Regions from separate parts of the Homo sapiens genome. Here regions 2 and 3 are each linked to region 1. Evidence: chromatin contacts called from ENCODE Hi-C or POLR2A ChIA-PET data. All regions are on one chromosome and are shown on one strand. Each heading gives the region's core, a stretch centred on a gene start or an enhancer-like site at or near the end of the contact. The rest is flanking DNA. Distances are from core to core; before and after follow the strand shown. Region 1 overlaps PITX1-AS1 (PITX1 antisense RNA 1). Region 2 holds the start of DCANP1 (dendritic cell associated nuclear protein 1). Region 3 has its middle 24 kb from the start of MACROH2A1.

What was found. A loop is a pair of places that touch in the nucleus more often than their neighbours do. ChIA-PET counts read pairs that join two places held with the same protein, here RNA polymerase II (POLR2A). Pooled maps may share reads with other maps.
Region 2: a map with no recorded cell type shows a loop between it and region 1 (3-fold over the local background). The contact joins the promoter of DCANP1 here to the enhancer-like site in region 1. A Hi-C loop is called at or near these places in 1 of 168 maps with a recorded cell type or tissue (gastrocnemius medialis), 1 of 37 single-sample maps with no recorded cell type and 1 of 50 pooled maps.
Region 3: a loop to region 1 is called in a pooled map, with 2.1 times the contacts of the local background. The contact joins two enhancer-like sites. A Hi-C loop is called at or near these places in 1 of 168 maps with a recorded cell type or tissue (gastrocnemius medialis) and 7 of 50 pooled maps. POLR2A ChIA-PET finds 5 or more read pairs at or near these places in 1 of 52 experiments (Caco-2).

The regions. Positions count from the first base shown.
Region 1 is chr5:135,053,950-135,057,267 of GRCh38, reverse strand. The region is part of intron 2 of PITX1-AS1 (PITX1 antisense RNA 1); the gene reads right to left. Among named protein-coding and RNA genes, the nearest start is that of EPIST, 16 kb to the right of the region's middle. Within about 2 kb of position 1,652, at least 4 of the 41 ENCODE cell types and tissues checked have a DNase peak (open chromatin) inside an H3K27ac peak, as active enhancers do; they include gastrocnemius medialis, where a contact is called at or near this core.
Region 2 is chr5:135,445,626-135,448,943 of GRCh38, reverse strand. It overlaps DCANP1 (dendritic cell associated nuclear protein 1), which reads left to right and starts at 1,596. Exons shown (of 1, transcript NM_130848.3): 1 at 1,596-3,318. The coding sequence starts at 1,836. The coding sequence ends at 2,570. It overlaps TIFAB (TIFA inhibitor), which reads left to right. Exons shown (of 2, transcript NM_001099221.2): 2 at 1-3,318.
Region 3 is chr5:135,421,491-135,424,808 of GRCh38, reverse strand. No RefSeq gene overlaps it. Among named protein-coding and RNA genes, the nearest start is that of MACROH2A1, 24 kb to the right of the region's middle. Within about 2 kb of position 1,493, at least 2 of the 41 ENCODE cell types and tissues checked have a DNase peak (open chromatin) inside an H3K27ac peak, as active enhancers do.

The DNA of each region.
Region 1 (3,318 bases), core at 403-2,902:
AGGAGATGTAAAAATATGCCTGAGTACATCACTAGGATAGCTCCAGGAAAGCCCTGACCCCCTGAGGACATCCCCGACCACCCCTACACCATGCACCTGTGCAAGGTTGCCAACAACCATCGGCGCCAGGACCCACCAGGTACGGGGGTGTCCTTCACTTCCCAGGGGCCAAATATCTCTGCTGTGCCTAGTAGGAAAGAAGAAATATTGTGCAAGTTTGAGAGCCTGGCTGCATAGGTTCAAATCCCAGCTCATCTGCTTACTGGCTACATAAGCCTGAACAAGTGTCTTAACTTGCCTGTGCCTCAGTTTCCTTGTCTGTAACATGAGGGGGTAACCACACCGATCTCTTGGGTCGAGGAGGACTAGATGTGTTAATGCATGGAAAGCACCTGGTACAGTGCCTGGCACATGGTACGTGCTTGGTAAGTGTAAACTGACACTATTTACTATCATTATCCCATGTCCTTACAACTCCAGGGAATAGATCCTTTCACTTGCTTTGTCGGCATTCACTAATGACTCTTCTCCGTATGACGACACCCAACAGCTATTTAGAGAAAATTATGCCTTGCGCCAGGAGCCCAGAGGAAAGTTACCAAGGCCCAGTGGGAAAAGCAGACAAAACACTCCAAGAATACGAGATATAAAACATCATCATCAGTAGAGATGGGATGACCTAGGAGGTCATGCTGATGAGGGCATGTCAGACCAAAAGACATTTGGGTCTTGAGGGTTGAATAGGAGTTTGTCTGGTGAGTCTTGCCCAGTCCCATAGTAGGTGTTCCATAAATAAACAGTGACTAAACTGAGGTAGAGTCACAGAAGAAAATTTCAGCCTAAGGGAAATGAGAATGTATGGTGTGTTCAAGAATAGAGAAGGCACAGGCTATGGTTTAGCTAAGGTAGGGAGTATGTGAGCAAAAAAGCAGGAAAATAGGTTGAGGTCAAGTTAGGCAAAGATCTTGAACACCACAGTCAGGGGTCTTGGCTTTATTAATGGCCTCTGCAGAGCCAAGACGGGGGTGAGGGTGAGGGTGACAAATAAGAGCTGGGTTTAGAAAGGTGGCTTGACTTGCAAAGCAAGTGACACAAAGCTGAAGGCAGGAGACCAGGGAGGAGGCCAGAGCATCCCCATCTTCCCTCACCAACCGAGCCCTGCCCTCCATTTGCCCTTCAACCATCTTCCTGGTAGAGATGTTCTCAAGCTCACACCCCTGAAGACCTTACACTCCAGCTATTCTGGCGAAGGACACAGTGCCCACAGCTGCCCACTATCAGAAGATGCCCTCAGCCAAGACCTTTCAGGGAAACGTTCATGTCTCCATGCAAGTCCCCAGTTGACAAATGGAATTGGGCTCAGAGACAAGTTCAAGCCATAAATTGGGAACCCTGAGAGCACAGTGACTTCTGGAATTCCAGGAAAATAACACTGAGCACTTAAAGCATGCAGGCCTTTCCTCTCCCTCACTCCCCAAAGGCACCCCCTTCCCGTCTGCTCAATCCAAGGATCCAGGCTAGTGGATTTCTTTCCAAATGCAGGCTGTGATGTTCTGTGTCATGTACACTGGAGAATTCCTCCACGGCTCTGTGACTTACCCAGCCGGGTCCCAAGCTGTGCTCTGACCTCACCAGCCTGGCAGAGAGGTTGCCGATGCTGCCAACACTGCCCTGACCGTCTGCCTGGCAGCTGGGGCCACACTTAGGCAGCTGCCCCAGCATGCACTAAAATTAGGTGGCCCATTAGACCCAGGACATGGTGATCACAGGCACATTGCCAGCACTGGCTCAGAGGATCATTCCTCCTAGCCCAGGACTCAAGCCAGGGCAGAACAAGAGTGGCCCAGCATCTCCTCTTAGGCCCAGGGAAACTGAGGTCTGGAGAAGGGTAGGGACCACCAAAGAAGTGTAAACTTTGATTCTTGTTTATTTATTCAATAATATTTCCTGAGGCTGAAAAGTAATATAGTAGAAACTGAAAATATATTCCATGAAGAGGTCAGGGAATTAAACAATCAGAACCCCACCATCTGAGCTAACTCACTTACATTCTGCTGTGTTTTATACAACAGAAAACATACTTTACAGACAATTTATAAAATATTTCTTTCTCCTACTTAGCATCATTTTTGCAAATCATAAAACATTCTTTATATACATTAATTGAGTCAATTTATAGTATTCCATTTTATTGAGATGCCATAATTAATGTAATAAAAATTTCCTACTGTTGAACATTTAACCTGTTCCTTGTTTTGCTATTATAAATAACACTGCAGTGAACATCCAGGTGCATGAATCTTTGTCCCCATCTATGACGATTTCCTCAGGATAGATTTTAGCCAATGGAATAAATGGGTCACCAAGAGAAGCATATTGTAAGGCCCTGATACAGATTGCCTGCTGCTCCCCAAAAAGCCAAACCACAGGCTAGCTTTTGATAGCAACCTCACACACCTCTGCCTGCACTGGCCGTGGCTCCTTACAGCCACAGTCTGCTCATTCCTGGGATAATTTCTCTCCCAAGGAATCCAGTGTCTATAAAGCCTGCCTGTCTAGCACTGCAACCACATGAATCTCTTCAGTGCAAGTCTGCCCCATGGTTCCTTTCCCCTAAACTAGCCAAAGCATCCAAGAGATACAGGGAGGAATCAAGTCCCAGGCCCCAGGGACTCAGACGTGCTGCTACTCCAGTGTATGTGAGGCTTAAATTAGGGGTCAATGTGAAACCCATTGATCACATCCTTTGAATAGCCCCAAAGACCTCTCCTACATCTCCACCTTTCCCCCGGTTCACCCTGCTGTACACACACCCAGGAAATGATCCCCTTGAGGGGTGCTATCCCTCCCCAGCAAGGTTAACTGATGACCCAAATTATGACAACAGACCTAAGCCATCAACCCATAAAGCAACTTGGCCAAGAATCGAATTGCCTTTGCATGTCCCAGCAGAGAAACTAAACTCCAGGCTCAGTGTAAATAAGCTGTCTCTGGTCCGACGTCAGCCCCTCTTGCCGGCAAGTTATGGATGGCACTGCGTATCACCCATCATAAATACAGCCCCTTGGCTAAACAAAGCCGACAGCTTTGTGCCAATAACCTTTGAACCACTCAAGCCCAGTGTCAATTGTATTTGTCTTCAAGCTAGGTTTACTCGAGACTGTTTGCTAAATCAGGGCTCATCTGCGGAGATAATTCAAATATATTACAGGCACCAGGCAGACACAAGGGCTTCCCCCACCTGGCCTCACAGGGGTCACCACCACAGCAGCCTGCACATCCCCTAACCACTCAGCAAGTTATTCTGGGAAAGAATAA
Region 2 (3,318 bases), core at 347-2,846, 390 kb before region 1:
CTTCAGCTTTCAAATACCCACAGGCACGCGGGGCTTAGGAAAGCCTGAGTGTAATAAACTGCAAGTATTTCATTAAGCTGGCATACCCAATAGGATTCCCTGATCCCCAGATGGGCCACATGCACGCCACGCTGTCATGCAGACGTGGGGGTGGGAAATATAGACGAGGTGTAAGAGGAAATTGGAAAGGTGGGACTCACATTTCTGGAAAGGATGCAGGCAGGGCTCAGGGTTTCCTGAGGATGGGAGCTGGGAGCTGGGCCTGCCTGGAAATTCATTGTCCCCCTTATCATCCTCATCCTCACACTCCGCATTCTCTGTCACTTCTGGATCAAGGCCTTGGTTGACTTGAGGGCAAGGTCTTTAGGGAATGAGGGGATGGGGTGGGGGTTTGTGTAAGAACTCAGCCCAGCAGTTATTTCGCTCAGGGTGAGTCACACACCAATGGGGGTGGGGGAATTCCTTCCAAATAAGGGACTCGTTAGGAGCCAGGTACGCCAAGGGCAGGAGGATTTTCTCGGTGAACAAGGGCAGCAGCTATTTGCCACGCCATGCTGAGAAGGGGAGAGTGTGGTTTAGAAACAACGTTCACTAGTGTGATGCAGGGAGGGATCTACATGGTCACCATGATCCCAGACCCCACTCTCCAGGGAATCTGAGGCACCAAGGGCACAGCCCTGTTCCCCTGGCTGACTCGAATCTCTGGGTCTGTAGCTGTCAACAATTTCTGTTTTCTGCCCAAAAGGATGATCGTTTTGCACCCAGGGCAAGCTACAAGGAGGTCCAACTTCACTCACAGGCCCTGAGCATCTTCTCCATCAGGAAAACAGAGGTGGGCAAGACCCAGGCTTGCCCTGGTGTGGGAAGCTTCCTCTCCAATAGGGATGAAGCAAAAACACTCAGATCACAGCCACAAGGCAGGGAGAGCAGGGCTGCTAGGAAGGGGCTCTCTGATGCTGTGAATGACCCCTTGGGACCCCCAAAGCAGTTCCTCATTCATTCAGCAAACCTTCACCAAGCACCCACCTTGTGCCAGATCTGTGCAAAGCCACGGAACTGAACCAGAAGTGAATAAGGCAAACTCCCTCAGGGAGTTTACCTTGCACTCAGGAAAGTCAAGCATTCAGGAGTGCATTACTTATTTGATCACTACTATGATTAGTGCTATAGTCATTGTATTTTTCTCTCTCCTCCAGCTGGGCTCACATTCTCTTGTTAAGTGGCCTTGCCTGTTGAGTGCCTACCATGTGCTTAGCACTCTGCTAGGTGCTGTGTGTATTAACTGCACTTAACAGATAAGGAAACTGAGACTTGGAAAGGTTACATATCTTGCCCAACATCACACCATCAGTAGCTATGCGATTTGGGCAAGTGATTTAGTCTGCTCTTGCCTCTATTTCTCCCGCTGGAAAATGGGTAAGATAATAGTACTACCTGCTAGAGTTACGAGGGTCTTAGAAGGTGACACCTGTAAAGCATTCAATCAGTGCCCAGCACACACTTAATAAGGGTTAGCTACTATCATGAGACCTGAGAGAGGAGGGCTCACCATCCACACGGAGCTAAGGAAGACTCACACCCCAGTAAGCTGGCTCCAGAACCCAAGGGCTTACCTGTGCTCTGTGATTCCCCAACTAGGGATTTAGTTGTAGCCACGGACCTGGTAGGCAACAGGGAGGGGATTTTAATCTGCTCCTTGCATCAGAAGGTCCAATAGGCAGGGTTAGTATAATGGGAGATGCCCTGGTAGGGCTGGCAAGGAGAAGAAGCCACATGTATTTTGGTCTGATGAAAAGCAGCAGTGATCTGTCACTGACCAAAATGGTCCCCCAACTATGCATTACGGAGCAGCAACCCACATACAGAACTCGAGAAGCCACGGCCTGGAGACTGTACCTGGACACCAAAGACTGGAGAGAGGAGCTGGTGGGGAAACCCCAGAGTTCCCAGGGTGCCACTCCCCAGCTCCACCAGAGAACTTTGGGAATGAGCTGCTGCCCCTGAGTGCCCCTCTCCAGGGCCTCAGTGAGGGTCTCTACCCTCCAGGGAGGAACAAAACCTTGCCAGCTGGGGTCCTGCGAGAGGGGGCAGTTCAATTCCTCCACAGGGGACTCTGCAACTCCAATCTTTCGAGTGAAGCATCTGCGAGGCCCTCAGGGACCCAGGATGAACTGCATAGCAGCAGAAGGAAGACAGGCCAGACCAGGCGGGAGGGAGCCCGGAAACATCTGGTTTGTAGTTTCAGACTCTACCCGTTCACAGTTCACACAGTCTCACCGGGAAACTCACACCTTGCCCTGTACCAAGTTTTTAAGGCAGTTAAGCTCTGCCCATCCGAGACTTCATTTTTCTTGAGTAGAAAATCACTGAAATCATCAGATCCATGGCACCCACCTTCACTTTCTCCTAACAGCTGGAACCGTCAGGCTGGCTTCAGGGCCTGGTCTTCGCACTTGATATCACTATCCCTCACCTGCTCAGACAGCCAGAGCAGGCGGGTGAGTTCCTCCCAACAACCTCCACTGCATTCTCTCAGCTCCCACCGCAGGGCAGCCCACGTGCCTGAGTGAACATGTGTGCGTGTGCACACACGCAAGTATGCACAGACATACACTAAACACGAACATACAGTGCACATGAACGCTGCTCCCAGCTAGGGCCCTCTGGTCAGACTGCTGCCTGGGTTAGAATTCTTGTCCCCACCCCCACTTACTATAGTTCTGTGATCCTGGACAAGTAACTGAATCTCTCCGTGCCACAGTTTCTTCTTGTAGAAAACGGGAAAGTTCACAGTACTTACCTCCTTAGAGTCATTGTGAAGGTCAGTTTGAGGCATCACAAATTTAAGGCACCCAGACATAAGGGTCAACAGGGTTAGCTATCACTGTCCAGTTTGGTGGGAGGAACTGAATGCATGTAGGCACATGGACCCAGTCTACACTCAGGCACAAAAGGAGCTACATTAGTTACATTCAGGCATACCCCAGAGCACTACAATTCTCTGAGACATTGTCTGGAAATCTAGAAATCATCTCCTTGCCCTTTAAGGTATTTTAACCCTCGCATTCCTCTGCTTTTCCAAGAATGTGAATCTTGCCAAGCTGTCCGTGAGAGACACGGGCTCCCCTCGAGGGAGACTTGCAAATGCTCCATAAACAGCCACAGTGTGGGGCTCTGCCATGAGGAAGTCACAGCAGACACGCTAGACAGCATAGTCCTGGATGCAACCTGGAGGAAGGGAGGCCCATGGTGGAGCACTCACTCCGTGCCTGTCTGCCCGGTGAGACCTCAAGTTCCTTGCAGACAAAGGCCATGGGT
Region 3 (3,318 bases), core at 244-2,743, 370 kb before region 1:
GTAAAAGTTCACTCCATAGAGGGTTAACTCCTACATTTCCATATTATACGCCAATCCCTTTAGCAGTGCCAAGACAGACATATCCCACACCCTTTACATCTGGGTGTAAAAGCTGTAGGGGAAGCCAGAGACACTTCACAGCAGACTCATGTGTTAGAATAATGCTGACTTGAATGCCTTTTTCAGAGTCAGTAACCCTTGTGTTGGCCAGGGCTGAACAGGTAACCAATAGCCCTAAAGACAGGCGAAACTCATAGGATCTGAGAAAGAATGTAAGAGGTATTTGATACAACGAGTGGACCAGAACTAGACCAACTCTAGCCAAATCTAGCTTCCAATATTAAATCATTTCAATCTCTGATTGGATTATGGAGATCTGCCCCTGGAAAGGCAAGACTAAGATAAAGTCCAGTGAGGGACTCCCTCTGGGTGCAAAATGCAAGGGGGCTCAAAAAAAACTTAATACTTGTCATAAATAATCTATAATTGCAATATTTTAAAAATCAAAATTAATGCAAAATATTTATGACAAAGAAATATCAAAATGTTTGGAAAATGGTGTTTTGATTGGAAACTGCAAGATTAATGACAAAAGGAACTGCGCAGAAATAAGAAACTTTACTAGTGAAGCTGTTCCTCACAGGGATATAGGTTAACAATTCTGAACCTGCTGCACATATATGATGGGAATGAACAAATGAGTAAATGAAACAGAGAGAGGGGGTGGAAGCCAGGTTTCCCACTGTTAGAGCTAGAGGTTGCAGAGACGCATGTGGGGAAGGCTGGAATGAAGCATGTGGTTGTAGATTAGTGCAGACAGCAGTATGAACTCATGAGTAGCTTAAAATAGATACAGATGGAGAGAGACAGAAATAATTGCAGACATGTATGTATATAAATATATATGTGGGTTATTACATATGTACATATACTTCCTAGCTCTGTCTACTGAGAGGGCCTAGGAGCGATGATGTTCTAGCAACAGTGAGGATGCCCAGTGCCCTAATCTTGGTTTCTGGTAAAAGCACGCAGGGATCTTTGGAGAAATGGCTGATTCTAAGGCTGGGCCTGAAGCTCATCCTGTAGTACCAGAAAATAAGGAAGTGCTCAAAAAAAGCAAAACCATAGGGACATGACTCAAGAGCCAACCCGCAAGAGCTCTCAACAGCTAAATCTGGAACAATTTCAGCAACATGAAATTACAGTATTGGATTATAACCCCAAGTGTAAAATACATATCCATGAAGCCATACTGATACAAATTATTGAATAAATAAATCAAGGAATTCCAAATAATTTATGTAGCTACTCCCTGCTCCAGGAGGTGGACTTCACTCTCCTCTCCACTTTCAAATGTAAGCCATGCTCATTGAGTTGCTTCCTAAAAATAGAGTACAAAGAGGCGGAAAACACTCGCTTTATGGAGGAGAAACCTCGCCAGCACTATCTCAGCCCTGGGATAATCAGTGATGAGTCATGTTGATGGCGTGTACCTTGATATGATGTGATAAGACTGGCACTTCACCTCTGGTCTTCTTCCCCCAACCATGAGAAAAACATCAGATAAACCCAAACTGAGGGACATTCTACAAACCACCAGTACTCCTCAAAACTCTCAAGGTCTGAGAATTTGGAGAAACAAAGAAAGTCAGAGATTGTCACAGACCAAAGAAGCCTAAGGAGACACAAAGGCTGAATATGATATGGCAGAAAAAGAGCATTAGGGAAAACTAATGAAATCCAAAGAAAGTACGGAGGTTAGTTAAGAGTTATGCACCAATGCTGTTTTCTTAGTTGTTACAAATGTGCCATAATAATGTAAATTTTTAACCATGGGGGAAGTTGGGTCCAATATACATGGAACTCTCTGTACTATCTTTTCAACTTTTCTGTAAGTTCAAAACTATTTAAAATAAAACTTTGATTTAAAAATAAGATAAACAGGTAAATCCAAATAAATTTTCACTGTTGAAAACATCAATAATAACGTCTTGGGGGGATTATAAATATGTTTGATATTATTTATAATTAAATCATATTATAACAAATAACACATGTATTATGATTTATATATTAAATCATAATACATGTGTTATTTGTTATAATATGATTTAATTATAAATTATTAATTAAATTATTTACATATTAAATCTTAATAAATATAAGCATATACAATTATGCATGTAATTAAAATATGCAACAATAATAGCACACAAAGGGAATAAATGGAGCTAGGATGTTCTAAAATCCTTGCATTGTCTGGAAAATTGTAAAAATATTCATTTATATTAGATTTTAATAAATCAAAAATGCATACTGTAATCTCTAGGTTCATCACCAGTAGAATGTAACTAATGACTAATAAAGAAGAAAGCTATAATAATATAATATAAAAATAATACAAAAAGGAGTAAGAAAGGAAGTCGAGCTTAAAAGAGGTGAAACAAGTAGAAAATAAAGAGTAAGTTATAATGCTGAAACCCAAATACGTTATAAAATTAAGCATAAATGAAGAAAGTGCTCAAAATAAAAGTGTAATTAGATTAGATACAATAGCACTGACAACCAAAACCTGCTTTAAATATATACTTAAATATAAGGATACAGAATTACTTTAAAATAACTGGGTAAAAAAAATTTAATTCAAACATTAATTTTTAAAAGGTTGATGTAGCTAAGGGGACTTTAAAACAAAGCATTACTAGAGATAAAAAGGAGTAATGTATGTTTAAAGGATCAATCTACCACAAATATACAACAATTCCCAATTTGTATGCACTTCATAGGTTCAAAATATAAAAAGCAAAATTCACAAAACTAAAAGGAAAGACAAATCTACAATTAAATGGGCGAAGATTTAAATACATTTCTCTCAGTAATTGATAAAACAAGCAGAAAATAATAAGCAAGCATTTAGAAGATTTGAACAATATGATTAAAAAGTTGATCTAATCAACATATCTAGAGTATGACCTCCCAGCAGTGAAAGAATAAATATACATTCTTTTTAACTGCACATGAAAATTTGCCAATATTGAACATACATTAAGCCGCAAAGCAAATTTAAACAGATTTCAAAAAACTGGAATCACACAGAAGATATTCTCTACCCACAGTGGCATTAAGCTAGAAATAAATAACAAAGTTACTAGAAAATCCTCAAATATTTGGAAATTAAGCAATATACTTCTAAGTAAATCATGGGTCAAAGAAGAAATCACAGTGGAAAGAAGAAACTAACTGAATAACAATAAAAATACAACATACTAAAACCTATGGGATACAGTAAACCCAGACTTAGAGAGAAATGTATACCCT